Linked DNA regions of Homo sapiens: region 2 is linked to region 1. Evidence: chromatin loops called from intact Hi-C (ENCODE). Cell type or tissue: CD4-positive, alpha-beta T cell. All regions are shown on one strand. Each heading gives the region's core, and the rest is flanking DNA. Links, peaks and the distances in the headings are about the cores only. Region 1 holds the start of LINC00892 (long intergenic non-protein coding RNA 892). Region 2 overlaps ARHGEF6 (Rac/Cdc42 guanine nucleotide exchange factor 6).

What was found. Hi-C counts contacts between places; a loop is a spot of excess contacts. Peaks named below come from ENCODE experiments on the same cell type or tissue, not always from the same donor. Only the 100,000 strongest peaks of a DNase experiment are listed, where the experiment ranks them.
Region 2: it touches region 1 in a loop (1.8-fold over the local background); 9 of 110 quality-filtered maps call a loop at or near these places.

The regions. Positions count from the first base shown.
Region 1 is chrX:136,628,966-136,644,172 of GRCh38, forward strand. It overlaps LINC00892 (long intergenic non-protein coding RNA 892), which reads left to right and starts at 10,578. Exons shown (of 3, transcript NR_038462.1): 1 at 10,578-10,839; 2 at 11,809-11,875; 3 at 13,138-13,464. In CD4-positive, alpha-beta T cell, for the core only: no CTCF peak of the experiment used is centred there; a DNase peak (open chromatin) is centred at 6,506; H3K4me3 peaks cover 1,608 bases; H3K27ac peaks cover 1,985 bases.
Region 2 is chrX:136,681,528-136,696,734 of GRCh38, forward strand. ARHGEF6 (Rac/Cdc42 guanine nucleotide exchange factor 6) reads right to left here. Exons shown (of 22, transcript NM_004840.3): 10 at 9,083-9,221; 11 at 6,405-6,464; 12 at 4,150-4,296; 13 at 1,231-1,317; 14 at 363-441. Among named protein-coding and RNA genes, the nearest start is that of CD40LG, 41 kb to the left of the region's middle. RefSeq lists an enhancer at 13,254-13,353. In CD4-positive, alpha-beta T cell, for the core only: no CTCF peak of the experiment used is centred there; DNase peaks (open chromatin) are centred at 6,134, 8,184 and 9,724; H3K27ac peaks cover 4,098 bases.

The DNA of each region.
Region 1 (15,207 bases), core at 3,291-11,290:
AGGCTTTGGAGCTCTTGCCACTTGATTAGGTTTCAGTACTTGATGGTTATGGAAAGTGCCTGAGAGCCAGTGTTCAAATCAACTTGTTTACAAAATCAGTTCCTAACAGGGACAAATTTGGAAACCAATGGAAAAGTGCACAGGGATAAAGCAGGTATAAAGTTATATACTCCATGTGATTCCAGTGATGCCAAATATATGTGTATTTATTTCTTTATTGAGAGAGAATGCATGCGAGCCAGCAAGTCTAGAAGGAAATACTCCAAAATGTTATCAGTGGTTATCTTTAGGTTGTGGGTGCTTTTGTTTCCTTCTTTATATTTTTCTGCATTTTAAAGTTTCCCACAATGAACACTTATCACTTTTCTCATCAGAAAACCAGAGCTCCATCGAGCATTGGTGCGTGAAGCATTCTAAAATGTAGAGCTTCTCCGTGAAAATAATAAGATGGGTTTAAGGGCAATTTTAAAGAAATCCCTGGCTAACTGAAAATGAATTCTTAACAGAAATTAGGCCTGTTTGAGGTAAACTATTTTTCTACTGAGATTCAGGGGGCAGCCACATCCTCCCACAAGTCTGCTGTCTTATCTCAGTGTCTTGACGGTTCACCCAGAGCCTGAGCAAGCAGGAGCTGAGGACCTACTGTGTGCCCAGCATGCAGCTGGCTGTGATGGAGCTGCATAGGTCACTGCTCTCTGTCGTGAGCCCAATGCCCATTAGTTACAGGAAGAATTTGGACTTTATCTGACTACATCCCCTCCAGCATCTCCTACCATAGTGAGAGCCATCATAGCATAGAGGTTAAAAACACAGACCTAGGATTTACACAAATGGATTTTCATCTTTTTTATGTTGCTTACTAGCTTGGCCAAGTAATTTGACCCTTCCCAGCCTTGGTCCTACCCCACAAGTTGCTGCTGGGAGCCTCCAGTGTGGCATATCGGATTCTTAGCATGGACTGGGCATATAAGAAGTACCCACACCATTTTAGTCCCATCCTGTTTCTTTCCCAACCCAAGGCACATTCTGAAGTACTGCAATATCTTGTTAGGTGTCAAACAGGAAAGAATTGCAAAAACATGAGGTACTGGGTGAAGAAAGAGAATGACATTGTGGGATACCATACCCCAGCCATCCACAAGAAGCACAGACTTTCTCTAGATAAGGAAGGGCCAAGTTGTGTGGTAGACGGTTAGTTGCCATAGGAGTTTAGATAAAAGAGGACATCATATGAAACTTCCTGGAAGAAGTACATTTGGGGTGGCTCTAAAGGAGGAGAAAGCATTGGAGGTGAGGCGAACCAAAGTGAAGGCATTATGAAGGCAGAAAGAATGCTAAGCTGTTGGACTAAATTAATACCTTGCTCACAGCAATAGTTTGTGGATAAGATATGCAAGCAGCAAACTCCCTTCTAATTGTTCAGCCCCATCATTTTATATCTAAGAAAACTGAGTCGCAGAAAAAGAAGGCCTGTCACCTAGCTAGTCAGGAGCACAGCCAGTACTGGAATCTTGGCCTTCTGGCCCCCCAGAGCCCAGTGATGTGGTACTAGGATGAGAGAGCCTTGAGGGCAGGGATCCTGCCTCAATCAAAACTGAGTGAGGGGCAGAAGGTGGGGGAATGGGCCATGACTGCTAAAGGGGACTGGGTGTCCTTTAAGGGGTGGTTAAAAAATGTTCTGGAATTAGATAGTGTTGATGGTTGTGCAACTCTGTAAATATACTAAAAACCATTGAACTATACATTTTATAATGAGTGAATCATATGGTATGAGAATTATATCTCAAAAATGGTGTTACAAAAAAATACTGAGTGGACCCATCCTGGGTCCTGGCACAGAACAGGGGCTCAGTCGCTAGGAAGGGAATGGGGCCAGTGAATGAGAGAACAATAGGGTGATCTGCAGTTCAGACCATATAGCAATTGTGGCACTTCATACACCCCAAGTGAAAAGGAAAAGGAAAAGAAAAAAATACTCTGGGTGCCTTTGAGGTAAGATATTGAATTCTTTCTCTGAAGTTCTTAGGTTTGGCCTTAGATACCATTTCTCCCCTTCCTTTCCTCACTCAGGATGCCCTTGATCTCTTCATAAACAGTTGAGATCAGAGGGTTCCCCTGTGTTCAGAGCACCAGGTGTTATGCTCCAGGTGCTGTCAAGGAGCTAGAGCTGGGCATATGGAGACCCTGTGGTATGAGAACTGCCCAAGCCAGCAGAGGTCCCAGACAGCTCCCCCATTGCCTCTAGGGAACGTGATGAGCACCAAAGAAGGGTTCAGTCTTGCTGCTCACCTGGGCATCAGCTTTATAGCTTTCCACAGCTTTTTGTGAAGTTGTAGGGGCTCCTTCGCTTCTTGAACATAGCGGTAGGCTTTTGGTAAATCAAAACAGATATATACACAGCTGTTTTTCTCTGGTTCTCTTTCATTTTTCATTCATTCATTGGTTTGTTCATTCTACAAAACAGATATGGCCCAGGCCCCTGTAGAGTTTATGATCTAGTCGGGGAGAGAGAGATTACTCAAATACAGTAGACACTTGAACGACAGGTTTGAACTACACTGGTCCACTTATACATGAAGACAATGATCAATACAAAAACCTTTATGATAATCCAATTCCACTTAATGAATAGTAAAATTATTTTCTCTTCTTTATGATTTTCTTAATAACATTTTTTCTTTAGTTTAAGTATACAGTATATAATACATATAACATACAAAATATGTATTAACTGTGTATGTTACTGGTAAGGCTTCCAGTCCACAGTAGGCTATTAGTTACATTTTGGGGAGTCAAAAGTTATACAAGGATTTTCGACTGCATGGGAGGCCAACTCCCCTAACCCCCAGTTGTTCAAGGGTCAACTGTAATTCCCGTGGTAGGTAATTCTAAGATGGCCCCTAAGATTCCTACCCCTTGTGTACATGCCTTATATAATTCCCTTCCCTCTCTGTGGGGAGAATCTGTGAGCATGATGGGGTATTCCTCCTGTTATTAGGTTACATTTTAAGGCAAAGATAAGGGGATTTTGCAGATGTAATTAAGGTCCCAAATTAGTTGACTCTTAGTTAATTCAAAAGGGAGGATATACAAGATGGGTCAACTTAATCACCAAAAGAAATTGTAAGATGACAACTGGGACAAATGCTGCAGAAGGAGAATACATGGTACGATTTAAATAAACATAGCTAACACTCAACATAATATATACTATTTCTCAGGTGCTGTTTTTGGTACCTTGCTTAGGTCTCACAATAGCCCTAGGAAGAGACTGCCATTCTCCCATTTCCCAGGTGATAAGATAAAGGCACACCGAGTTTAGTGACTTGTCCAATGTTGTATTCTTGGGGAATGGTAGAGTGGGTATTTGAAGCCAGGCAGTGTGGCTTTGGTCCTGAGGGTTATGCCACACCCACTAGCCCAGAAAAAGCCTTCCTTTTGGGATGGGAGATGTTTGAGGGGAAAAGAAAGTTGAGCTTAGTCCTTCTTGCATTTGTTTCCCACTTTGGTTTCTATGGTACTTGCCAATCCTGGTTCTCTGTTTTGTTTTGTTTTTAAATCCCTCTTTGCTTCTCTTTTTTTCTTTTACCTAATTTTGAGATTGCCCCCGAAGTTGGGTTACTTGCACCCTGCTCTTTCCCCTAAGTTCTCTTTCTTTTTGACAGTGCATTCATTCCGATGAGTGGTCTTTTAGGGTATTATGAAGTCATGCAGTTAATTTTTAGCAATGAATCACAGCTGATTTCAGAATCAAATGTCATATAAATCAATTTGTGTAGAGCTAGTAAAAGTATTGTAACTTGGAGGGAAATGACTATCAGTTTGCAATTCTAGATACCCAATAGAATCACCTGAGGAACTTGTTTAGGTGATTCTAATGTGCAAACAGAGCTGAGAACCATTGGGTTATTATAACCAATGAAGCCATTCAGTACAATCTTACTTTAAGGGAGTCTAGGAGTAGCATGGAGGGAATCCAAATGCCTAAGTGGTCAGGAAGAATGTTACTTTGTTTATAAGACTATTGTGAAAATTGATTCTATGAATTGGAGTTAACTTGTCATACCCAGCTAGAGTTGAGAGACCATGGAGTAAGCACCTGCCCAGAGATTATGCCACAAGCCAGCTACCAAAATGACCTGCCATAACCCTAAGACCAGTTTTACCCACTGCCATCACTCACTGATCAGAGCTTGCCCACTCCCAAAACTTTCGCTAGTTCCAATGAGTTTTCTTTCAAAACAATATGTGACATGTCTCTCTCTCTCTTTTTTTTTTTTTTTAACTTTTTGAGACGGAGTCTTCCCCTGTCACCCAGGATGGAGTGCAGTGGTGCAATCATAGCTCACTGCAGCCTCGACTTCCTGGGTTCAAGCGATCCTTCCACCTCAGCCTCCCGAGTGCCTGGGACAACAGGCGCACACCACCACGCCTGGCCTCTCTTTCTACTAAAACCTCCAACCTTCTCTTTGTTCTTTGGACACACTGAAGGCCAACCCAGTCTGCATGTATGCCCAAAATTGCAATTTTGCTTTCCAAATAAAATGTCTTGTTTTAGAGATTTGACTCTATATCTTTATCTGACTTTGACACCATGCATTAATAAACACAAGCCAGTGCAGCAGTAAAACATTCCACATTCACTGGTGCAAGTGAAGAAAACACAGGAAAACAGAAAAATGATAGTATATCACTTCTCTTCGTGTGTTCCACACAGTTTAATAGGCATTACATAGGTGAGAAAATAAGGTGGTGAGAGGATGGGGGGAATTGGGTGTAGTGTGATACCACTTTACATATGTATTATTGAATCCTTACAATACTGAGAAGCATCCCTATTTAAATATGAGGAAACGGAGGCACAAAGAGTAAGTGACATGCCTGAAGTTATAAGGATAGTAAGATAGAAATATTAATTCATCTTAGGAATGAAGAACATTGCCATTCTTCCTTTTCTGAAAACATCACCAAGAATTATTGTTGAATTTTTTGCTATTTCACTATTTATCACAATAATGTTTTTTCTTTGTTCTGTTAAGTGAATTAGATTAATGAATTTTCTAATATTAAACTATCCTCTTATTACTTGAATGGGTCCCTCTTGGTGAAGGTATGACTCTATTCACATACAGCTAGGTTCCATTTACTAATATTTTACTTGGCATATTTTCAATAAATATTTATGTGTGAGACTGCAGGCAGCTTAATTTTTATGCTCTTTGTCAGATTTCGATATCAATGTCATGCTGGATTTGATTTTTTTAATGAGAATATTTTTATTTTTCTCTGTTCTAGAACATTTGAAAAAGTATCAACATTACTTGTTCCTTGAAAATTTGAAAGAATTCATGAGTGAAACTGCTTCAGCCTGATGTTGTTTAGGATAATTGGCTATTTAAAAACACTCCTTGTTTGGGCCAGGCACAGTGGCTCACACCTGTAATCCCAGCACTTTGGGAAGCTGAGCTGGGTGGATCACTTGAGGTCAGGAGTTCGAGACCAGCCTGGGCAACATGGCAAAACCCTGTCTCTACTAAAAATACAAAAACTGGCCAGGTGTGGTGGTGTGGCCTGTAATCCCAGCTACTTGGGAGGCTGAGGCAAGAGAATTGCTTGAATCCAGGAGGTGGAGGTTGCAGTGAGCCGAGATCATGCCACTGCACTCCAGCCTGGGTGACAGAGTGAGACTCTGTCTCAAAACAAAAACAAAAACAAAAACAAAAACAAAAAAACCCCACAGTTTTCTCTGGATATTAAAAATACTAGTTTATTCCATAGAGACTTAAACCAGCCCAAAGAACGCAGTGAGAGGCAAAGATGTTCATTTTACTCCATTAGGCTGTTTCTTTCCTCTTCTCATTCACTTTTATGAATAGTGATAAACATATGTTTACCTGGCAAATCCCTCTTTTCTTCTTATACAAGTCTGGGTTAATTACAAAACAGCAGTGACTTTTTCCAGGGCCACATCTAGGTGCATGACATACTTTGGAACACTCACAGTATAACTGGGTACCTGATGCAAATTATTTGCATATACAAGCAACATTTGAGTTAAAAGTGTTACGGACTTCCTGAGATTAGCATTAATTTTTTTCTTCTCTGTTTCCTCTACCTTCTCTTTCCCAGCTATTTAATAGAAGCCTCTTTATTAGAGGAGGTGGCTGGAGAAGAGCCACAGAACTAGGTGAGGGGGTGGGGAGAGTGAGTGGAAAACGATCAGAAACCTTTATTGGGAATTAGATTTTCCCTGTCTCGCCCCACCTCCCACCCCAAAAAGCCTACAGTTCTTCCGGGCCATGGTTTGAGCCTGCCATTCTAGAATGTTCCACAATGCAACTATTACTTTCCTGTAGAGGTCATGAAACGTAGATTTTTGGCTTTCCGGTCTTGCTGAAAGATCTTTATTTCAGTGAAATACCAATCCAGAAGCTACTTTGAAAAGTGTCATATGCCATCCCCAGACTTGGTTTAGGAATAACTTGTGCAAAAGCCACAAATGCTCTTCTTCACAAAACCTCTACTGTGGTTTTCGCACATCACTGCTAACTCTAGCACAGTCTTTCCTCTTTCTTACAGGAGTAAGAGAAAGTATTAGCACTAAGTCAGCTCTGTTCACATTTCCGGTTTCAGAGGCGCTAACTCTGAAAATGCAGTATTTTTTACAGTTCACCCACTCTGTGAAGGATATTCCCAAATCTCATCCCAGTGACAGAAAATCCTTATGTGTCCTAAGCTGCAAATAAGCATTCTGCTCCCAGGTGGAAGAGGATTTTGAGATAAGTTTTTGTTAAGAAGCATGGAAATAGGAGCATTGAAAATTGGTGAAATGCGTTAATTCAGCCACATGAGTAAAATCCCGGATTGGCATTTTGTACCTAGTGATGACTAGTGCTGCGAACCCATGGAAGTCTGGGGACAGCAGCATGCAATGTTGGAAGAGAAGAAAAACACCCTCGTGACTCCCCTCCGGTATAGCTCAAAGTCCCCAGGAGACTTCCTTTCCCCAGATACCTGTGGGTCTACCTGGACGCAGAAATGTGTGCTCTCCTGCTCTCAAAACCGTACCTCTCCCCTTGTCTAGTAAATTAGCCAGACATGGCTCTTAATTGAGATAGTGCTGTGAGCTTGGTTTTTTAAGACAACTTCCTTACCTATAATTAGTTGGCCCTTAATCCTCCTTAAGCTTTCTCTTCCCATCCTGGGGTGTGTGGAAGAGGGCCAGGGGAGAGAAGGACTGTGAAATCCTCAAAGTCCCCAGAGCTCTGCCCCCTGACCCCAGCCCTCGGAGGCCCCCTGCCCTCCCTCCACTTCTCAAATTCCCCAGCTTCTCTCAACCCAGTCCTTGCCAGCGTTAAGAGTAGCCCCACCCCCACCCTCCCAGGCAGGGGAAGGGGCAGCTTTAGGGCTTCCTGGAAATTTACTCCCTGGCAGCTTTCCCAGGAGGATTTGCACTTAAAAAGGACACTTGGGGAGGGAGCCTGCCCCTCTGTACAAAGCTTGTCCTTTAGAAGACCTGGACACAGCCGCCAGGTGGGAAGGTGTCACCTGTGTGAGGGAAGTGGGAGGTTATCCTGAGGAGAGAGTGTGTGAACCAGGGTTGGTCTGGGGCGGGGCAGCGGTTGGGTGGGGAGGACAAGACTTTTCTGCCTGCACTACCCCCACCTTCCTTTTTCCCATTTGTTTCACCAAGATTTTCCTTCCTGACTTGTTTTTGGACACTTTCTGCACCCCTCTTGTTCTGTTCCTAAACTGTCCCATGCACCTTTCCACTACCTTCTCCCTGAATATTTTTTGCTGTGTCCTGTTCCTTGTCCTGGTCCCAAATCACTTGGCCTGCCCTTCCCTTGTCCCTGGATCTTTTTGCTGAGTGGCACTATTTTTGGACAAAGAGCCTTTTCCAGTCCTGCCTTGAACCACACTACATAGAAGCCTCCGTGTAGATGATGTGAGAGTCAAAGCTCTAGGAATTAGCTAACTCTTACCTGGGGCTGGGGGCCAGGCTGTGGAAGGACAGAGACTGGAAAGAGAGCAGGACCCCTTCAGCAGCCCTGCTTACCTTCTGCAGAGCACAACAGCCTGGCCTAAACAAAAATGTTCCTAGTGGCAGAAGATACTTCTCCAGAAGGGCTTGCTTTCATCACACTGTAATTATATATACATTCATTCAGTGAAAATTTACTGATCACCTACTATATGCCAGGCACCATTCTAAGTGCTGGAGATACACCAGTGAATAAAAAAGACAAAAAGGCCCTGCCCTTATGGATGGATCTTACATTCTAGAAACCAGTGCTGGACCAGGCATCAAGACCCTAAGTTATTAGCTATGAGACCTTGGAGGAGCTGCTTAACAACTTCCTGAGCCTGGGGTCAGAACTGAAGAGGGCAGCGTGGAAGATAACAGTTAGAATTTGGAGCCTCAGATTTCTCATCTATCAGAGGGGTATCAGGCTGAATGGGTCGACAGATACAGAGGTGTGCTCTTTGAAGAGTATCCAATACCATATAAACATATGGTTTTATTATCGTCTACCCTCATCCTTGCCACCACTTTTAGGGAGTAGTTCCTAGCTTTGGGCCTACAAGAAATGAAGGTACCCTGGGTCTATTTCATTTGGAAGGATTCTGCAAGTGCATGAGAATAGAGAATACAAGTATTAGGTTGGTGCAAAAGTAATTGTGGTTTTACCATTACTTTCAATGGCAAAAATCTGATGATTAAAGATAGATAGATAAATAGATGATGGGTAGATATAGCTATAGATACATGTTTTTTACACAAGTAGCACATATTCATTGTGGGAAACTTCAAAAATATAGACAAGTTAAAGCAAAAAGATAAAGATACCCCAGAACCTATCACCCAGACACAAGTCTTGTGGTACCTTGCAGACTTGTTTCTGTGTGCACATGTAGAGGAGTGTAGAGCATAATCAAAGAGCCATGCGGTTCCTCCGCTTGACTGTGTGTCCTCTGCTGATGAACATCTTTCTGCTCAGGTCATGATTGGAGCAGCATTTCAAAAGATGGAGCCACTTTCTTCTACAGAAGTGTTGTATTAGTTTCCAAGGGCTGCCATAACAAATTACCACAAACTGGGGAGCTTAAAATGATAGAAATGTATTCTTTCACAGTCCTGGAGGCCAGAAGTCTGAACTTGAAGGTGTTGGTAGGGCCATGCTCTCTCTAAAGGATCTAGGGGAGGGTCTTTCCTTGTTTCTTCCTAGCTTTTAATGGTTGCCAGCAATCCTTGATGTTCTGCGGCTTGTAGACACATCTCTCCAATCCCTGCCTCTGTTTTTGCATGGCTGTTTTCCCTCTGTGTTTGTCTGTGTTCAAATTTCCCTCTTCTTATAAGATCACTAGTCATTGAATTAGGGCCCACCTTAATTCAGTTTGACCTTATATTAATTTCACTAATTACATTTACAAAGTATTTCCCCCCCAAAAAAGTCACATTCACAGGTGCCACATGGGCATGAATTTGGGGAGGGGAACACTGTTCAACCCAGAACAGATATCAACCCTACTGCTTATTTGAAACTGCTTCAGATGTGGTTGGTTCCCCGATGTCAGGGGAGAGAGAGGGCTCCAGGCATCAGCCACCCTGTGACAAGGAGTACCAGGACATCCTTCTCCTCAAAGTCAGAAAACATCCTGATGTCAAAGATACGGGCTATTGAGTTATATGTGGAAGTGCTCTAGTGGAAACTGTCCCAGGTCCACGCTTACCAAGATGGCGCAGTTCACCATGGGGCACTGTGATGAAGAAAGATTCCCAACTCCACTTATTCACAGGGGAACACCCGTGCCACAATAGCTATCAAAGGTTGTGGTAATTGTTTTCCAATTATCTACCTGTGGGCAAAAATTAACATGGGTGCAGAGCATGGAGGGGAACTTTTAGCTACTACTCATAAGCACTTTAGGGACACTCTCAACTTATTTTTACAAAACTGGAACTGGGCCGGTTGCAGTGGCTCACACCTGTAATCCCAGCACTTTGGGAGACCGAGGCAGGCGGATCGCCTGAGGTTAGGAGTTCAAGACCAACCTGGCCAACATGGCAAAACCCCGTCTCTACTAAAAGTACAAAAATTAGCTGGGCGTGGTGGCAGGTGCCTGTAATCCCAGCTACTCAGGAGGCTGAGGCCGGAGAATCGCTTGAACCTAGGAGGCAGAGGTTGCAGTGAGCCGAGATCATGCCACTGCACTCCAGCCTGGGCAACAAGAGTGGAACTCTGTCAAAAAAAAAAAAAAAAAAAAAAAACTGGGGACATCCTATTTCTGCCATGATATTTGCACTATCAGTGTATCACAGGGGTCCTTCTAAGCCAGTAATATACTTCTGTACCAAAATGTATTTAACTAGTAATCCTAAATCTTTTGATAAAGCCCTTCCATTTCTCTTCCACCCCTGTGGTCCCTGTGGTACATCTTGTGCTGAAAGATTACCTTCTACTCAAATCTTAACTATTTTACTGAATCTCTCCACCTCCTTTTGCACCCCTTGACTCAGCCAGGAAAAAAATATATATATATATATATTTCCTGCCCCTGGCGTTTCCTTAATCAGATGCAGACATGGCTGGATGTTCTTTGCTGGGCTGCTGAGTCAGAAGCCTGGACGGGCCAGCTTCAGTTTTAATGAAGTGGCTCAGGAAGGAAGTGCTAACAGAGATGGGTGCACAGTGCAGTCAGTGGGTGGGAGCTGATGCTGGCTAGAAGACCTGAGTCTTCCGAGAGGCAGCTTGATTCCTGGAAAAGACTACTGGGCTGGAAGTCAGGAGGCCTGGGGTACTCTCAGCTCTGCCGCTAACATGCTGCATGACCATGGTAAGTCATTGCCTTTCTCCGAGCCTCAGTGAGAAACAGCGGGCCTGGCCCCAGAAGACACTGTGGGAGAACTAGAGGTCTTCTGCGTCAGGCCCCCACTAAGAAGGCAGTCTCCTGTGAGGATACCTAAGAGATGAGTTAGAAGCAGAGGGCACATTTCACAAACAGCCCCCAAGGGGTTGTCAGGAACAGACCACAGGAAGAATCAGAGAGACAGAAATTGCCCAAGCCTGTGGTCTGAACTGAAGAGGGCAGCCTGGAGGACACCAGTTAGAAGTTGGAAAGAGAGAGAGAGAGCCCTGAATGAGTTAAGTCAAGAAGAAGGATCATGGTAGAGGTAAATTGCAGGGTAGGCGGGGAAAGGCTGTGGAGAGGGGTTTCTGGGCAGTGGAGCCAGGAGCTAGCCTACTAAAGTCCTGGAGCTCTAGGGGAGATGCAGAAAGCAGGCTGAGGCCAGGCATGGTGGCTCACGCCTGTAATCCCAACAGTTTGGGAGACCAAGGTGGGCAGATCACTTGAGGCCAGAAGTTCCAGACCAGCCTGGCCAGCGTGGTGAAACCCTGTCTCTACTAAAAATACAAAAATGAGCCAGGCGTGGTGTGCATACCTGTAATCCCAGCTACTCAGGAGGCTGAGACATGAGAATCACTTGAACCTGGGAGATGGAGATTGCAGTGAGCAGAGATCGCGCCATTGCACTCTAGCCTGGCGACGCAGCAAGACTCTGTCTCAAAAAAAAAAAAAAAAAAAAAAGGCAGGCTGAGACTAGAGCAAGGGAGGTTTAAAAAAATGGACTAGAACCACACAGACAAGTCTTAAATGTTCAATCATGTCAGGCTGATATTTGAAGGAAAACAGGTGCCAACTATGTGCCCACCTGCAGAGCATGCCATCCCTGAGACCCTTCACCGTGGAAGAAAGGGAACTTTTTGTTCTATAAACACCTGATATTTCATGTTCCACATTAAGGGCTGACTGGAGAACCTGAGGTGCTGTGCAGAGACCAGAGGAAGGCTTTGATCCCAAGCCTGCAGCCGTAAGAGAAGAACGAGCCCATGAGTTCCAGCCTGTGGGTCCTTCCACATGCTAGTTCCTGTACCTGGAATGTATTCTTTCCTGACCCAGAAAATTCCTTCAGGGCTTCCTCTTCCAGGAAGTCTTCCCTGAGTCTGTCACCTCTTCACCCTCACTCCTTCTGCATGCTCCCAAAATCCCCTGCACTTCTCTACTGTGGATGCTTACCCAGTGCACTGTGGTCCACTCTGGCTTTTGTATCTCCTTAACTAGCAGCTCTGTCTTTTTCATTTTGGATTCCCAGACCTATCAGAGAGCCTAGTGCTTGCCAAATGCTGGGAAAATACTTATTGAAAGGATATTGACTACTCGGTGTTAGCCACAAGGCCCCTCGGACAGTCTTGCCATAGGAAACATCAATGGGAGAACCTTTTGGAATATATAGAGAGATGCTGTGGGGAACTTATGGGTTTGTTTTTTTTGTTGTTGTTTGTTTGTTTGGCTAAACTCACAGCAATAGGTGTTAGAGTCATACAAGGGTTACAATAGCACCCAAGAGCCCACTTATGACTAGAAATTTCTTCCAGAATTCCCTTCAAAGCATGACTCTCCTGCTGTGTTTGGGGTGGGGAGTGTGTGGCAGTGGCGAGGGGACACAATCCTGCCTCTAGGATACAACTCTGGAGTGGATATGTGCCAAGAAAGCTCACCTTGGGGACCTGGGATGGAGGTAGGCATCTGGTAGAAAGGGAGAGTGAGGATTCTGGGCACACTATGAAAACTAATACCAGAAACCAGATCAAGACACCCAACATCCCCATTCCCAACCACACTCATCTATGCTGGAGGTGATTATCCCCACGCCCCTCCTATGTTACTCTTCCTGAGCCATTGGAGTGCCAGAATAAACATAACCAACTAGAAGACTTCTGCAGAATGGAAAAGGATGGAAGATTCCAGACTAGAAAGGCCAAGGACAGCAGATGGACACTGAATGTTGAGATTTGTCAGTGGAGTGCTGCAAGACAGGATGCAAAGTTATGACAGGTGTCTTTGCTTCTAGAGAGGCTTCGCAGACATGCATTCTATCCCACCCCACCCCGCCCCACCCCCTGGGTGTGTAGGTACTCCTCCTTCTTGTTCCCACAGCACTCTGTGTTCACTTCTACAGTGGTGCTTTTCACACTGTTTATGATTGTCTGTCTGCTCATGTATTGGTCAGCTTCTCTGAACTGGAAACTCCTGGCAAAGCAGGGACTATCATCTTTTTCTTTGTATCCCCAGGGTCCAGCTCAGCACCTGGCTCACATTAGGCACTCAGTGAATGTTGATGTGAACAAATGAACTGATTCAAAGAAGTGTCTCCTGAAGTTGCTTCTTTCCAATCCAGCTAACAAATGCAGTATTCTGAATGGAGGTACCAGAGATCACGTCATCTTCAGCTTTCTGCTGCAGATCCACATGAAGAATCACACATATCCTTAATGTTAGATAGGACTTTGCATTGAACACTTTAAAATGTGAAGTCTGGCTTTGAAGAGGGTGTATAACACACATAATTTACTGTGCATCAGTCTCACTAATGGAAAATAAACAATAACCCATAAATCATCTTTCTTCAAGTGTAATGTGTTTAGGTTAAAAGTTGATTGGTCAGTGTTAAAATATATGTAAATTTTAGCCTTCCAGATCCCATGAAAATGTCTGAAAAAAAACTTTTAAAAATGAGTAGTACAAGGTTATTTGTTACAGCATTTAAAAATATCATATGATTGGAAACAACCTAAATGTTCATCAATAGGGGACTAGTTAAATAATTTATGGTACATCATCATTCATGTAATGGGACACTATGAAGTTGTAAAAAAACAGAGAATAAGGAAGTGTTTTGCTGACATAGAACAATCTCCAAGACACATTGTTAAGATGTAGAACAATGTGTTATATACTGCTGGGTGTTAAAAGGCTGAAAGGGAATATCTATGTATTTGCTTGAATGTGCATAAAAGCATCCCAGGAAGATACATAAGAAACTGACAACACTGTTTAACCATGGAAGACTGAAAGGAAGAGATGGGAAAAAGACTGCATTACATACTCTTTCATACTCTTTCATTTACATTTTAGACCATGTGAATGTATTATTTAGTCAAAAATAAATATAAAAAGGAAGAAACCACAACAACCATAGGAAATAAGAAAAGGTGACATCAATGTGACATAAATTTTGAGAGATAGCAACAAGCAAGAAAGGCCATGAATTTGGACTAACAGACAGATCAGAGCAGTAAACATTGCAATTCAATAAGTTGTAAGAGTATGCTTTCCCAAAGAAGCATTAATCACAGAGTCAATGAATGTGAGGAGCAGGGGTGGGCTATGAGGCAATCATTGAAGAGCGGCAGCGGAAACAGCTGGGAAAAGTGGCCCTCTCCCTCTCTCTCCTTTCCCCCAGTGGACCATTTGTTAGCAGCAGCATTTGGCCTTGGCCCTCAGTCTAAAGTTACCTAGAGAGGGCTCTAGGAAGGGTGCTGAGACCTCCACAACAGATAGGAGGACAAAACCAAAAGGAAAACCAATATTAGTCAAGAGTGAAACCTTCTACAAGGCTCCACCCCCAGAGAAAAGCCCTCCTTACTTCATCAGTTGTGGGGGTCCCTGGTCTTCCTGCCTCTCCACCCACATAACCTAAAGGGAAGCCTGACTGTTGACATTTCCTACCCACTTAAACAGAACCCACAGTCAGCCCTCCCATTCCGGAGAGAGGTTTGTGGGGAAAACAGATAGATCAACACAATTGCAGAGGAAACTCATGCCATCTACCCATAATAACCAACACGGGTTTTCATTCATAAATAAATAAATGGCCAAGCATTTGAGAAAAACTAGCAACATAATGAAAAGGACCAAAATAAACAAATGGAACTGACCCAGAGGAAAGAGGGAGAATTAAGGGAATTGAAGAAAATGTAAATATATTCTGACATGTATTGCTAGAAAAGCTAGCCAAGCGCTATTCTCCCAGGTTAGAATATTTTACAACTTCCCCTTCTATCTCTTTAAAATAATATTTAGTAATTTGGCAAACATTTACTAACTCCTTACAATGTGTCAGGAACCAAAATTTCTGGGTTTTTTTGTTTGTTTGTTTGTTTTAATTATCTTTTTCCTCTAATAGCTAATGGTAGAAAAATCAGACAAGTCCATTATGATATGATGTGGCAAATGCTATGATAGATTAAGCACAGAAGAGGTAGGGCACAGTGGCTCACGCCTGTGTAATCCCAGCACTTTGGGAGGCCAAGGCATGTGGATCACCTGAGGTCAGGAGTTCAAGACCAGCCTGGCCAACTT
Region 2 (15,207 bases), core at 2,267-10,266, 52 kb after region 1:
GATGATAAAATTGCTGATAAAAGTCCATATCTTTGGCTCCTCTGCCACCAGGGAACAAATGACAGAGGGGAAGAAAATTGCGTTTACATCAGTCCATTTCGTTATTCCTTAGCTCTCACAAGTAGCTCTCATGCAACAGAAAATTGAAACTAATGGCAAAGCCATGGCTTTTGAATGAGAGGAGACTTCTCTGTGCTATTGCTGTACCCTAATTATCCCAGGAAATGGAATATACTTTGCCATGCCCGCATAAAATTTGCTCGTGGCCTATGTAACAGGAAATAATGGCATTTATTTATTAAATTCCCCTTCATTCCAAAAAGAATTGGAAGTAGTTACATGAAAAAGAGAAAATTACCTACCAGTGATTTCAAATGTGCAGTCATTCCCTTCAATTTCATCTAATCTAGTCACCACCGTTCCTGCTATTGGTATTTTTCCCTATTAGAAAAAGAACATTCTCATTAATTCTGCAGTTATACAGGTCTCTGTTTATTTCACTTAGATTTTCTGACCCTCTCAGCAAGGCAAAACTATGGCTAGACGTATTTCTCCAGTCTGTCAATAGATAATATGTTTCCCTGCTCTAAATTTTAATCAGACTAAGAAAGCAAGGGGAAAATGTGGATTGTGTTTGGCTAACACACCCTAAACTATAAGATCAGGATTTACAAAGCAGTTTACTTTTCTAACACATTTTCATAAGAATCAGTAAAAAAAAGTGAAGGCTCAGATGTTATGAAAATTATTAATTGCCAGGCCAAGATGGAACAGGCAATAGTAACTTATAATACTCTATATGTTGGGAGCTGACTGAGGGACATTTAATTTCCTAAGGAGTTTAATAACATGCTTCTTAGAAGCCTGAATCATGTGCTGTGACTATAATAAGACAAACATAGGAGCAGGTCCCAGCTTTATGTTTTCTCAGCAATAATGACATGGGCCTGTACAATACTGCTGCTAATTTATCTAGTTTCCATTTATGCATGCAAAACCTAGTGCATAACTAAAGCGGTGGATATATTCAAGATAAACTCATTATACTAATACAAAGGTCTTTGATCTAAGGAACATCTGCTCTTACAAGCTCTTTAATTACAATGAAGGGTCAGAACATTCTGGTTCTCCTGGCTTGAGCTTTTAATGCCATAGTGGAGATATTGCATCTGGATGGAAACCTGTTTTCGTTAGGGGGTCTGCTATGTGTTTTATATGAAATTTACTAACCTGATAGATAAAGCCACTCATCCGAGGACTTGCAGATAACATTATCAGGACATTTGAAAATAACATAAGGTACCGCTCCTCTTTTTCCTGAGAGGGAATGAAAATAATACATGAAGAACAGAATTGGACACTTTATCTGTTGAGAATTTCTGGAATCACTGCCTTATAACATAGACCTTATATAAACAACTGAAACATTAACGGTAATTTTTTTTTTAAAAAAGATACCCAACTTGAAAACACAAAACTAGTTGAATTTTACTTTGACATGGACATAAACCCACAGTTTATCTCTCTTCTTCTTATACATAACAATTAAATACAAATAACCATGCTTGCTTTCCATGTATGAAAGCCTGAGAAGTCACCACAGTTTATGCAGCCAGTGAGATGTGCTAGACCTGGGCACAAAATAAGTCTCCAGGTTCACAAAATGAAAATATATTTTACTTTGAAAAAATGGCAAGATGAAGGGGTTTTCAGGTGATAAGAGATTTAGTATGCTCTAACATGTTTGTTAAAGTCGTATTCATAAAATTAGCTTTGGTCATTAAGAACAAGATAATTATTGGATTTATGTAAAACATAAAAGTAGATACACTTTCTTTTTTTTTTCTTGAGACGGAGTTTCGCTCTTTTTGCCCAGGTTGGAGTGCAATGGCACGATCTCGGCTCACCACAACCTCCACCTCCCGGGTTCAAGCGATTCTCCTGCCTCAGCCTCCCAAGTAGCTGGGATTACACACATGTGCCACCACTCCCGGCTAATTTTGTATTTTTAGTAGAGATGGGGTTTCTCCATGTTGGTCAGGGTGGTCTCAAACTCCCGACTTCAGGTGATCCACCCACCTCAGCCTCCCATACACTTTTTAATGGCACTGAGGAAACCTTGAAACGTGAGGGCTGCTGTGAGCCCCTTCAACAGATATGCAATTAGTATACGCAAAAATTACGTTTGCCTTCCATGCCCAGCCATCTTAGCTACAATTATCCTTATGCCTGTCTCCATCTCCTTCCTTCCATTTGAGAAGAGCAACCCTTCCAGGCTAACTATTCTAACAAGTGCTCCACATTCTCTCACATCTTTGTTTCACTTAGTTTTCCTCTACAGACACCTCTTCTTCTCCCAGCATCCTCTTCTCTTTTACTAGCTGTTCCTCTTTTTCTTTAACATATGTACACCTCCTATCCTAACAGACCTTGGCTTGCCCCCATGTGGCCCTTTATGCATAATATCCCATTTCTTGACATTTTATTGGCAAATTACTTGCTGCCTTCATTTTCTCTGCATTGATCCATCCCTAACTGCACCCCCATTGCTCTTGGAAAGTCATCAGTAACTGCCTTCTAGCAAAATCCAATGGCTTCCTCTTGGTCTTCACATTCCTTGCCCTCTGAACCTTCAGCAGCAGTCAGCACACTGGCCATTTTCAAATGCTCCTCGTGGAATTTCCATGACACCATGCTCCCCCAGTTCTTCTCTACCTTCCTCTTTGTCTTTTTATTTTTTCTGGCACTGATTCCTCCTGCCTTCACCCAAGGGGTTTATCCCAAAGGTGTGAATGACTAATAGTTAGACTCACTGCAGTAACCTTCCCTGGGGTATTTGCATTTTAAATGAGATTGCTTATTAACCCAAAGTAATGAATCTCCGCCAAAGACGTGTCAGAGAGCGTAGGAAGATGTTTTGGGAGAAGGAAGACAATTCTAACACCCGATACATCAAACCAGGTGCCATAATCAACCTTTCTCCCTTTCCCTGGCTCCTTCCTAAAAGAAATAATCCATCTTCAGCTCCCCCCACCCCCCGGGCTTCTCTCTGGATATTTACTTCCTAGGAAGGCACATCTGTTAGGGACATCTAAGTCTCTGCCTCTAACTCTGACCTCTCACTCACATTTCCATACTACATTAACAGCTGCCTATGGGACATCTCCACCCAGATATCTACAGGTCTAAAATTATATTCTTCATCTCCTCTAACCCAGGGGCACCACTTCCTGTTGGCTTTCCCTTCTAAAGATGCCTCCAATTTGCTCCTTCTGCTCCATTCCCAGTGTTACCACCGTCTTAGGGGACTCCTTCTCACTTTCCATCCCAGCTGGCCTTTCTGCTTCTCGTCCATTCCCTCCAGTTCATTTGACATATATAGGTCGCAGATTAGTGTGAAACATCCCTTTCGGAGTGTTGTTCTATGACTGTGGACTCTTTCATTATTTCCCATGGCCTGTTGCATCCATCTGAACTACTCTTGCCTGATGTCAAGCTTCTGCATAGTCTAATTCTACCTGACTCAATCAATCTTTTACTAGGGCCAAGTTGCTTCTTTTGCTCCCTACAGGCTGGTTTCCTTACTGTGCTGCAGCAAACCAAAGCCACATTTCTGTTCTCTCCTAAGATAACAATGACCTCTGCCTTGCGAAATCCTCCCCTTTTGTTTTTGTGCCCCCTCCTCAAGTCCTGTCTCCGTAAGGTCTTCTTGATCTCTCCCTCCTGTGAACTTCTATGGACTCTTGTTGAGATTGCAAAATCGAACATTGACTATTTGGTTTGTCAGCTAGTTGCAACTTGTGTTTTAGTCTGTTTTTAATGAGTTCTTTGAAAACAGGGATCATTGCTTGTTCTTTTCTCCTATCTCCCACAGCACCTAGCAGAATGTTCAACAAAGAACAGGTGCTCAGCTTCTGATTTGAATGTTGTAGCATTTGACTTTGATGGAAGAACAAGGAAGAAAAACTACTTAAGAGGCTCAGGCAGGAGGATTGCTTGAACCCAGGAGGCAGAGGTTGCAGTGAGCCAAGATGGCACCACTGCACTCCAGCCTGAGTGACAGAACAAGACTCCGTCAAAAAAAAAAAAAAAAAAGGAAGAAAAATACGAAAGATGGAAGAAATAATGTTGAGATTTGAAATACCTTACCTCACATGCTCCATACTGCACCATTACTTGTGACATAAAAATCACATTTCCCAAGTTTTTAATATCTTCTCCTTCCCATGCCTGAATAGGTTCGGACAGTATCTGTAACTCCAGCTGTTTTCTCTTCCTCAGATCTTGACATTGCCCCTACAGAACCAAAGCAGAACATAATGGAATAGGAATTCTTATGAAATAGACTAAAATAAGACCAAAGTAAGATGTGGCTTCTGACTCTTTGGTTCCCACTGAGTCCCTATTCCTCATCATGAATCCCATGACCCAGGCCTGTTCTTGATAGACAGAAAGATCCACTACCCTAAATCTCTAGGCTTGAGCCCCCAAAGGTTTTGTGAGGAAGGCCTATTTTTCATTTTGCCAAAGCATCAAAACATAATGCTAGAAAGAGCTTATTTCTCCCTCCCTGTAAAGAATATGGGAAAGCAAGCAGCCAAATCACACTGACCAGAGCCAGGTGAGGACCTGGTAGATTCAGATCTACTGGTTGGTGCCCCTGCTTTAGCTCCTCTTACCTTGTCTATCTTTGCATAAATAGGGCTTTAGTGACAAAATAATTGTATTTCTAACATATGCTCAATTTTCAACAAGGTAACATCTTGAAAATAATAAAAAACAAAAAATTTCTCCTGGAGTTATAGTGAAAGAGAAAATTAAATTCTTTATGCCACAGTGAATCAAACTTATAATGAAACCTAGGCACTGCTGTACTTTGTTTAAGGACCAAGATTGCTGTGAAAAAAATACTAAATTAGTTTTTATTCCTAAAAGGATTGGAAAAAAGAGATACAACTGAATTTCATGATGACATACTGAAATTTCAAACCAAGAAAAAATTACAGTTTGCCAACACTATGTGGGGTATGAATACTCTTTCTATATATATGTGTGTGTATGTGTGTGTATATATATATATATATATATATATATACACATATATATATATATATACACACATATATATATACACATGTGTATATATATATACACATATATATATATACACATATATATATACATATATATATATATATATATATATATATCTCACTGCTTAAGAAACTGTGAGGTTATCTTAGAGTAATTTAACAGCATGCCTTCCAAATTGAATACAAAAATAAGCACATGGTTAGTTCTGTTACTGTTTCCAAATGAATGTAAGATAATATTTTGGGGTTATATTTTCTATAAAATCTCTGCTGTCCCTTTCAGCTACATGGAAACTCAAAGAAATAAATTCACTGTACACATATTTTAAGAGCACCTATAGTAGGAATAAATATACTAAACCATCAAGGCAAGTTATATAATATAATCAGAAAGAAATACAGGTTTTTAAAAAGACTCATTTTACATTCCTATTTATACAAGAAAAAATAGAAGAACCATAATTATAATAAATGCTGTGGGTTTCACTGGGCTGTTCTATTAGCTTGCGCCATGTAAAACTGCCAATATTGGACTGTTTTTGGCATATAACAATGGCAATTTTAATCTAATACTTACTCTGGTCTTCAACTTACTGTTCAACTACAGACACGTCAATTACTGATCTTTCAACAAGGATTAATAATTAAACATTAGTCCAAATCACTTATAATGCTACAGAATTGTGTGAAATGAAGCTAAGTTTAATCAATTGCCCAAAATGAAGTTTTCTTTCCTCCTAAAATGGCACCAAGTGGTTTTATATCAGTGGGTTCAAGAAGATACATTAACCATCATACTGAAGATACAAGATCACGTGTACCTTTGATAGCAACCTATATAAAGCACTTGCATTTTAGTTCTTTAGGTTTTTTCCCCCCTTTTAGATTTGATGAAGGATTTCTTCTTCATATGCAAAGAAAAAACTCATACCCTTTGGCATAACTAGTTGAATCCAGTATTGATGCAAATCAGTGAATGATGAGTTACACAGACTCGTCATTAGGTGAGCAATGGGGGTAAAGACAAAGAGACAAAAGGAAACCCCCCACCTACACACCAATGCTTAATGTGGCTTAATGTGGCTGAGACTGTAAATGTGATTGCTTTATACCCTCAGCCTGGCAACCTTTCTTTAGGTAAGCATGATTTTTGGAGGACAAAATTAAGTGAAACAATCACTGCTATACTGTCATGAAAGCTTATTTCCATTCTAAAGACCTTTGTATAGGGAAAGAAATGTTACACACAAATCGCTCTTTCAGGAATAAAGTATACAAAATGGAGAATTGTGATTTTAAAGCATCACCTACCATGAGAGTTTTGAATGCTACGATTGCTTTCAGAATATCCTGATGATCTGGATGAGTATCCTATCAAAGGAATACATTTGAAAACAATGTTAGAGGAGAGAGGATCAGCAGTTGCCAAGGGTTAGGGGTAGAAAGAGAGTATGGCCACAAAGATAGCAAGAGAATTTTGGGGGATGATGGAACTGTTCTGTATTTTAATTGTGGTCATGGTAACATGAATCTATACCTGTGTGAAAACTCATAGAACTGTGCACCAGAAGAAAAACGTTAATTTTACTCTATACTAAAGATTAAAAAATAGAGCAGCATGGGAGCATTTGGAATCTCAGTGACTCTAATTATTAGGTGATTAAGAAATTAAGAGAGTTGGTAATGCATCATATATTTAGTAACAATGTAGTAAAAGGCAAGAGTTCCCACTTCCCTTTTTGCTATTATACTTTGGATAATGATTATTTAATAATAAATATAATAATTAAATAATTATTCGGGGTACATCATTAGGTCATGTTGTTGGTAGATGACAGGAGGTAGGGAATGGTGGAAACAAGAGTCGTGGTTAGAGAAAAATCAATCTATCAGCCGGGCATGGTGGTGCATGCCTATAGTCCCAGCTACTTGGGAGGCTGAGCTGAGAGGATCAGCTGAGCCCAGAGGTCGAGACTGTGATGAGCTGTGATTGTGCCACTATACTCCAGCCTGGGTGATAGAGTGAGACCCTGTCTCAAAACAAACAAACAAACAAACAACAACAACAAAAACTCAAGAGAAAAATCAATCTAATTCCATTTCCTAAAATGCCTCCATTTTCTTTCAGCAGTGTGAACATGGCAGATGGGAAAAGATTCCAAGTTTCATACCATATTTTCCTTCTTAAGCAAGGCTCTTACACATGGCCTGCAATCCTGTGGTACTTGCAATTCCGAAAGTGGACAGATTCAAAAACGGCTTAGAGGAATCCATAATTCCATAACTGTTTATGAAGGGAAGACACAGATTCTTATGGGTAGATGTGCACCTAACATTGGGGCATAGGGGATATGTCCTTTGGAACTCAGCTGGAGTAAGGGAAGACTAAATCTCCTGCCCCACTAGTCTCGGGTGATAAAATACAGAGCTGAACAGATTAGGGGCCTGACCCAAGCCAAGAATGACATTGCTCATAAAAAGTAAGGTTGTATTCCTTTACAGTAAAATTTATCCTTATCCAAATCAACTGACAAACAAGAAGTTCAGGCTTTATTCTACTGTTAGCAGCCATGCCAAATGCTCTGAAATCTGCACAAAGTGTCTCACCCAGTGGTGAACTAGTTCTAAAGGCTTGTATTTTCTGATGATGGGAAATGAGAGGCAGCCAAAGACATGTGACCCACAGCAAATGGAAGCAGGAGGAGAACAGGCTCCACTACAAGAAAGACTGAGATATAGGATCCAGGCAGCAGGAGCATCTGGGATTTGTTTCTCCCCAAAATAAGTGCATATTTGCATTTCAACACTGAAAAGTAATAGAAACTGAGGCCACTCGTTTCTGGATTTTTGTGATAAGCAAGGAGGGGCAAACCTCAAACGGTTCAGCAAACTGGTTTAGCTTATGGAAAGGCATCCAGAGGTCAACACCTTCCTGAGCCCTAACTGAAATTTCACACTGACAGGCTTTGCTCACCAGCTCCCCACTGCCTCCGGCTTTCAGGCAGGTCAAATACCCTGAGAATGTGGTTTCGCTCAGAGAACATTCTTTCAATCCTTACAAATGCTGACAAGCCCGGCAGAGTGCGGGTGCACTCTTTTTCTTTAAAGATAATCAAACCCCTTGAAACCTCAAAACCTTTCCCCAGACACAGGAAGAGCAACTAGGGTAAATGCAGCCTCCTCCAGCAGGCCCTCCTCTCCCACCCACACTTAAATCCCCCATGAACAATCACAAAAGAATGGCTCAAGGAGCTAGCTCTGCTGATTGGTTTTTCATAACATGAGGCCTTTGGTTCTTGGTGAAAAAATATTCAATTATCAGGCCTCATTGCAAAATCTTAGAATTTAGAAAAGATTATAGCTATGCTACAACAGTTGCAAGTAAACTGTAGGCTTATAAATAAAAATGTGGGGGGACTCTGATGTACATGCATGATGTGTAGAGAGATACCACTAATATTGTATCCATCCATTAGTCTTTAAGGAATACCAGAATCTTCCACTGTTATCCAGAGTCAGGAAGTTGAATGATGGCAGAATTCTAGAGATAAATATTCCTGTCTATAGTGAACTTGTTCTTTGTACATTCTGATGTTGTTTTGCTCTATCTCCCACAATAAAGTTGGTTAATATACCAGAAACAAAGAAGATTTCTTAGTTGGATTTTGACCAAACTACTGAGAGGGCAAAAGAAAACTCAAGTTAGCAAGTAAGCATAGACTTAAGGGAAGCCACAGGACCAAGGCTTGGAAGAGAAGAGCGAAAAGGGAGAATGATCATTAATATCTAGTAGCAAAGAGTAAGGATCTTATTTTGCTGCATAAAAAGGAAAACTAGAAGCCTGAGAAGAGGGAAGAACAGATAAAGTAAATTTTGAATCCAAGACCTTGATTCCTCTGCAAGGCCATTTTGGAGGCAAATTGGCTGCGTCCTCCAGAGCACAGGACCATACTTGGCACACGAGCTTGAAAAAGTTCACCTTCCCTTACCTCCATATGCCGTTCTAACTCTTGCAAGAGAGTAACATATTTCTCCAGTCGCATGAATGGTTTGCTGAGGTTTGTTGTTAAAATGAGGATACCTGGGCTCGATGCACCTTGATTTTCCATGAATTGTTCCAACTCATCACTAGCAAAAGAACAAATATAATTTTGTTACTGTTGAATATCTCATGTAAAGAATTATCAACCTAAAATTATTTTACTGTATTTCACACAATATAAAGCCAAATAAAAATGTGTTTTACTAGTCCAAATGCTGTTCAATTTGTTTTGGCTCAACTAAATCAGGTTTTATTAAGCTCCTTCTGTAAAATCAGCACCAGGGCTCCTTTGGTGAGCCAGACACTCATGATCCCTGGTGTCACACATTCAACAATTACTGATTGAGCATCTACTAAGTGACAGGCTCTGTTCTCTGATGGGGCTACAGCAGTGAACAAAAAAAAAAAATCCCCACCCTTAAGGAGCCTACATTCATGGGCGTGAGATATACAGTGTATCAGATGACCCAGAACTTAAAGTATAATTTAAAAAATAGATTTTCTTAATCACTTCAAACGTCCTAGTTATTGGCTGGTCAGGTGCCTAAAGATAACAATCCACAAGGTTGTATCACCCACTTGTAATGTTCTAGAATCACTTCCTGCATTTAGATACCAGCATGTTTGTATGACTAACCACAAAGTCACTTAGCCCAATATCAAAAACCAGTGAAGCAGGTTAACCAAACACTTCCATAAGGCAGTAACTTGGTGAAAAAATATATTAATATTTTATGAACTGTGTGCTGTAAATGTCTAATTCTAAGCCAGTGCTTTTTCTGCTGTTTAGCACCGTTCCAAACTGTTTACTTTCCACCAACAGGGATATTGAGTCCTGGGGCTGCAAGATCATTTTGATACATATTTAAGCAAAATATACTTAGAGGAGGAAACCTACTGCCTAAGTGACAGCTTATGTTGAAACTTCTGCTTTATTACATGGCCCTTTTACCTCTTTGGTTGGCCATGCATATCCAGTCAGTCACAAATCTTCTTGGATCTGTTCATTCCTTTCCATTCCTGCTGCCACTGCCTTAGTTCAGGATTTCAGCTCATTCCATCTGGCTCACTTCAATAGACCAACTGTTTTCCTGGCTTCCAGGCTTTTTCCAGGTCCTACAGACTACCATTTTAGCCTCACTGCTTTCCTACCCAAGAGGCTGAGTGCCTACAAGATCAAGTCTTAACTTTTTAAACTCCTACTGGCTCCACCATCTTTCTCACTACTCCCCAGCAGGAAACCCCTAGTGCAAAGTGACCTACTTATTCTCCCTAGAACACGTCTTATGCCATGGTTCCCAACTGTGGTGTGCTGCTATAAGGTGTGAAGTGTGTTCAAAAAACTTGCTATCAGTAATAAAGTACTAGGAGGCTGGAAACAGAGCGGATTGCAGGTTATCCCTGCAATCCCCACCCACACTCTCCCTTCGTGGGCTTTTCTGAGCAGGAGAGAAAAGATGGAGTTTCAGCTAATGCAACAGCAGCCTTGAGTCATGCAGTATGGCACATATGTTGGGCTGGGAATGGCTGCCTTAATGGAGTCTAGATCACATATGAGAGGTCATATCTAGCAATTGCTGCTAATCCTTTTATAAAACTTTTACAAAATTATAGAGACAGGGTTTTGCCATTTTGCCCAGGCTGGTGTCGAACTCCTGGGCTCAAGCAATCCTCCCACCTCGGCCTCCCAAAGTGCTGGGACTACAGGCATGAACCACCGCACCCAGCCTGCTGCTAATCCTTTTATCAGTTTTCGTAGTCTTGTTCCAGAAGTAGCCAAAGGGAGGGAAATGTCCTAGACTTGGAGTCATAAAAGAGAGTTGGCAACCCTGGATGAGTTGCCTGAGCCTCAACTGACTCATGCTTATAAGAGAGATAAAACCTACTTCCTAATAAAATTGCAAAGATTAAATATTGGGGGTTTTAATGCTACTATTTCATGCTAAGAATTGTACATGCATTCATTCTTGTTTAATGACAACAACATTTCAACATAGGTGTTCTCCCCATTTTACAGATGAGAAAACTGAGAGGAAGGGTGATAGTAAGTGGCTACAGTGGGATTCATACTCAGGTCTGAAGCCAAAGCCTCAGGTCTTTTTAGGATGCCATACTGGCTCTCTGCAGGACAGGATTTTGTAAACTTTAAAGTAGTCAGTGGATGCATTATTATTATTATTATCCCAAGACAAATACCTTGCTAAAATCACATCTTTAAAAACTACCAGTACCTGTGGTTTCCAACTTAATGGAAATTCAATTGATGTTCAATTGCCAACCAAGAGCATAAAGTGCATAAAGAGGTTTAAAAATTCATTGCATATAAAATATAATTAGGGAAATAACTCGGGTTTGGAGTGCATTTGAGTAGAAATGTAATTTGGAGAAAATCATTTTCCTAATTTCTTTTCAATTTAGTAAACAAGTTTTATTTTTTCTTTCAGTGACTAAATGACTGCCCGCATCCTCAACATTTTACTCTAATTGATGCAAGAGTGAAAGCAATTAAAAGCAAATGCTAATGTGTACCTTATTATTACCTTCCATGCAGCATTCTAACTTCTAGGCTTGCTAAACATCATAAAACAATTTAAATTTATTTCAGTACAACATGAGATCACTATCTTGGATTAAAACACTGGTTCTTCAGAAAAGATAATTTTACTAGGGCAACAAAAGAACAAAATTGTCCTAAAATGCCTTTTATCTATGATAAATAGATCCTAAAAGACACATTTTATTTAGCCAAATAAACATAATACACAAATTAGTATCATTATACACAAATATAATACATAAATATATATTGTTATACCAAAGAACAATCTGTCTTTTAAATGTAGAATTTTATACAGCCCATTTGAAATAGCAGTGGATTAAGACTTGCTTTTCAAGCTTAAAATGTTCTGTATATGTGACATGATACAATAGAAGCAGTTCTCAGTGTATAAATGCTGTTTAAAACAACATACATTTATTTCATAGAATGCATGGTGGATGGGGCTCTGGGATATTCTGGGTTGGACTGGAAAGCTGAAGAAAGCTATGTATACTATAATAACACTACAGAGCTTAGCCATCTCATATAGAAGTGCTTCTGTGGCATCTTTGTATAGGTTTCTAATTTGAATGATCATAACTCTACCTAGCAGAAGGTCAGAGATTCCTCCTCTCCACCTCAATTACTACCCCACCAGCCCTTCGGGGGAAATCACTGTGGTCCAAAAGGGGTGGTGAGGCAAGAGGAGCTGGCTGCCACAGCCTCTGGCCAGTGGAAAATTTCAAGAGTGCCACTCACACTGGGTAGAGTGGTTCCCTTTCTTCTCTTTTTCATTTATCCAGCCCCAGATATTAGGTGGTGTGCTTCTTTTGCTTCTTTTTTTGTCCCCACTCCTTTTTTTTTTTTTTTTGAGACAGTCTTGCTCTGTTGCCCAGGCTGAAGTGCAGTGGTGCGATCTTGGCTCACTGCAACCTCCACCTTCAGGGTTCAAGCGATTCTCTTGCCTCAGCCTCCTGGGTAGCCGGGACTACAGACGCACACCACCACATCCGGCTAATTTTTGTGCTTTTAGTAGAGATGGGGTTTCACTATATTGGCCAGGCTGGCCTGGAACTCCTGACCTCCAGTGATCCACCTGCCTCGGCCACCCAAAGTGCTGGGATTACAGGCGTGAGCCACCGCGCCCGGCCTTGTCCCTACCACTTTTTGTTTGTGATCAGTCTTACTTGCTCCCTTCTCTGGCCCTTCAAAGACAGAAAAGAACAGAACCTAGGCTCAGAATTTTTTACGTGCTCCCTGCCCCCAGAGCAAGTACACAACTTTTTGGGGGGTTTCTCAAAGTCTTCATTGCTGGCAACCATGGTAAACAAAGAGTGGAGAGAACTAACAAGAGCAAAAGCACAGCACAGCAGAGACGGAAGTGAGGTCCGGATCTGTCTTAGCACCAACTCCTCTTCTCTCTGATCTCTCATTTAACCCTCTCCCTCGTGAAAAAGGATGAATGCCACACTGAAGCAAGCACAGGAGAGAAGAGGGTATTTTTGTAAAAGAGAGGTTATTCCCAGGAAGAAACAGGAGCTACCATAGCAAGCTAGCAGGGGAGAGGGAGGGGAAATCCCGAAATACCTCACCCAGGGGACAACAAAAGACTAGAGCGGCCATTCAAATATATGCAAATATGGGGACACATCAAGGTTGGGGTCTGATTACATATCCAAATTCAGGCCATACACGACTGCATTTTTAACAAGACAGCTGCATGCAATCATACAATTTTAAGGCTGGATCCCTTCTCAGGGCCAATTGTTATAAGCATTCCTGGTATGGTATTGCCACCTAAAGGCCGAAAGGAAGAAGTTCACCTGAACATCACAGCTTCAGCAAGGAAAGAACAGAAATCCACCAATGTCCCTATTTCAGCTGAAATCTTCATCTAAAAAATGTTTAATGTGAATTTTCTGTGAATTTCATTTCACTGTGCTTTGCCTTTAATAGGTCAGCATAAATTGCCACTAGATGCATGTAAAATAGTTGAGATTATATTAAAAGCACATGTGAGAAAAACCTCAAGTATTTTAATTTTCATCCCTTTTACCTGTAAATAAACCAGTAAGATAAAAATTTAGTTCTATGAGGACTCCAGTGAGTCTTCCATCATTTCAAGGGATATTATAAAATTCTCAAAAACACCGTTAACTAAAATTAAACAGGGCATTATACTTCACCAAAAACTTGAGAATCTTTTAAATCAACTGTGTAACAAACATCAAACCATAATGTTTGAGGGAAGCTTTACTTAATTATAAAATTAAATTCCCAACATAGGTAAATGTAGTCAGTAACATTTTAACACATAGAGTTACAATGGAAACTTCTCTAAACACCACAGAAAGTCTGCCACTTGAGGTAAACCATTTCTTTCCAGTATTCATCCAGAATATTGTTTTCATATCAAAAGGAGAACATGTGCTCATTTTACTGGTGTTAAGGAATTTGCCCTTATATTCACAGGACATTTATGAATTCATCAAAGGAAAAAAGTCTGTGAATCATTTTTTCTTTATTGTAGATATGTAGAAAAGTATGAAAACATTCCTGGAAATGACAAAAACAAATTTAGGACTGTGGTTCACTCTGGTGAGGGAGAGAAGAGCAGGAAATATTGAAGGGGATACACAGAACTTGAATTGCATCTATAATTTGTTTCTTAAGCTGAATAGTGGGTACGTGGATGTACTTTATATTATCTCTGTTCTTTGTATGCTTGAAATATTTTATACTTTTTTTCCTAAAAAGAAACTAGTAGCTGGTAGGTAGATGTTTAAAGGACACATAGGGCATGGTGACACAGTGCTGGGTGCTTAGTATACATTATTTCATTTAATACTAACATCAATCCTGCAAGGTAGGTGGTTTGACCCTCATTTTACAAGTGAGGAAATTAAGGCTTAGAAATGAAGTGAATTGCCTTGGGTAAAACAGCCTCTAAGTGGTAGAATTGTGAAGTGAGACATTAAAAAAGTGATAAAAAGTTTAGGCTCAGATCAGGCAAGGGCACAGAAGGACAGAAAAGGAAACAGTAAGGAGTTCCACTTTTGAGATGGTGGCATGAGATTCATTGGATGCACTACTCAGTTAAAAAAAAGCGTAGCAGGTGAAAACCATTTAGGCCAGGCGCAGTGGCTCACACCTGTAATCCCAGCACTTTGGGAGGCTGAGGCAGGAGGATCACTTAAGCCCAGGAGTTTGAGACCAGCAGACTCTGGTCAACATAGTGAAAGCCCTGTCTCTATAATTTTTTTATAATTAGCTGAGTGTGGTGGTGTGTGCCTGTAGTCACAGCTGCTCAGGAGGCTGAGGTGGGAGGATTGCTTGAGCCCAGGAGTTCAAGGCTGCGTTGAGTTATGATTGTATCACTGCACTCCAGCCTGGGTGACAGAGCAAGACCTTGTCTCTGAAAAGCCAATAATAATAAAAATAAAAATAAATAAAATATCTAGAAGTTGTCCTAATGATATAAGATAAATGAAAAAAAGTATTTATTCAGGAAAATCTACTAAAACTCAGTAAGA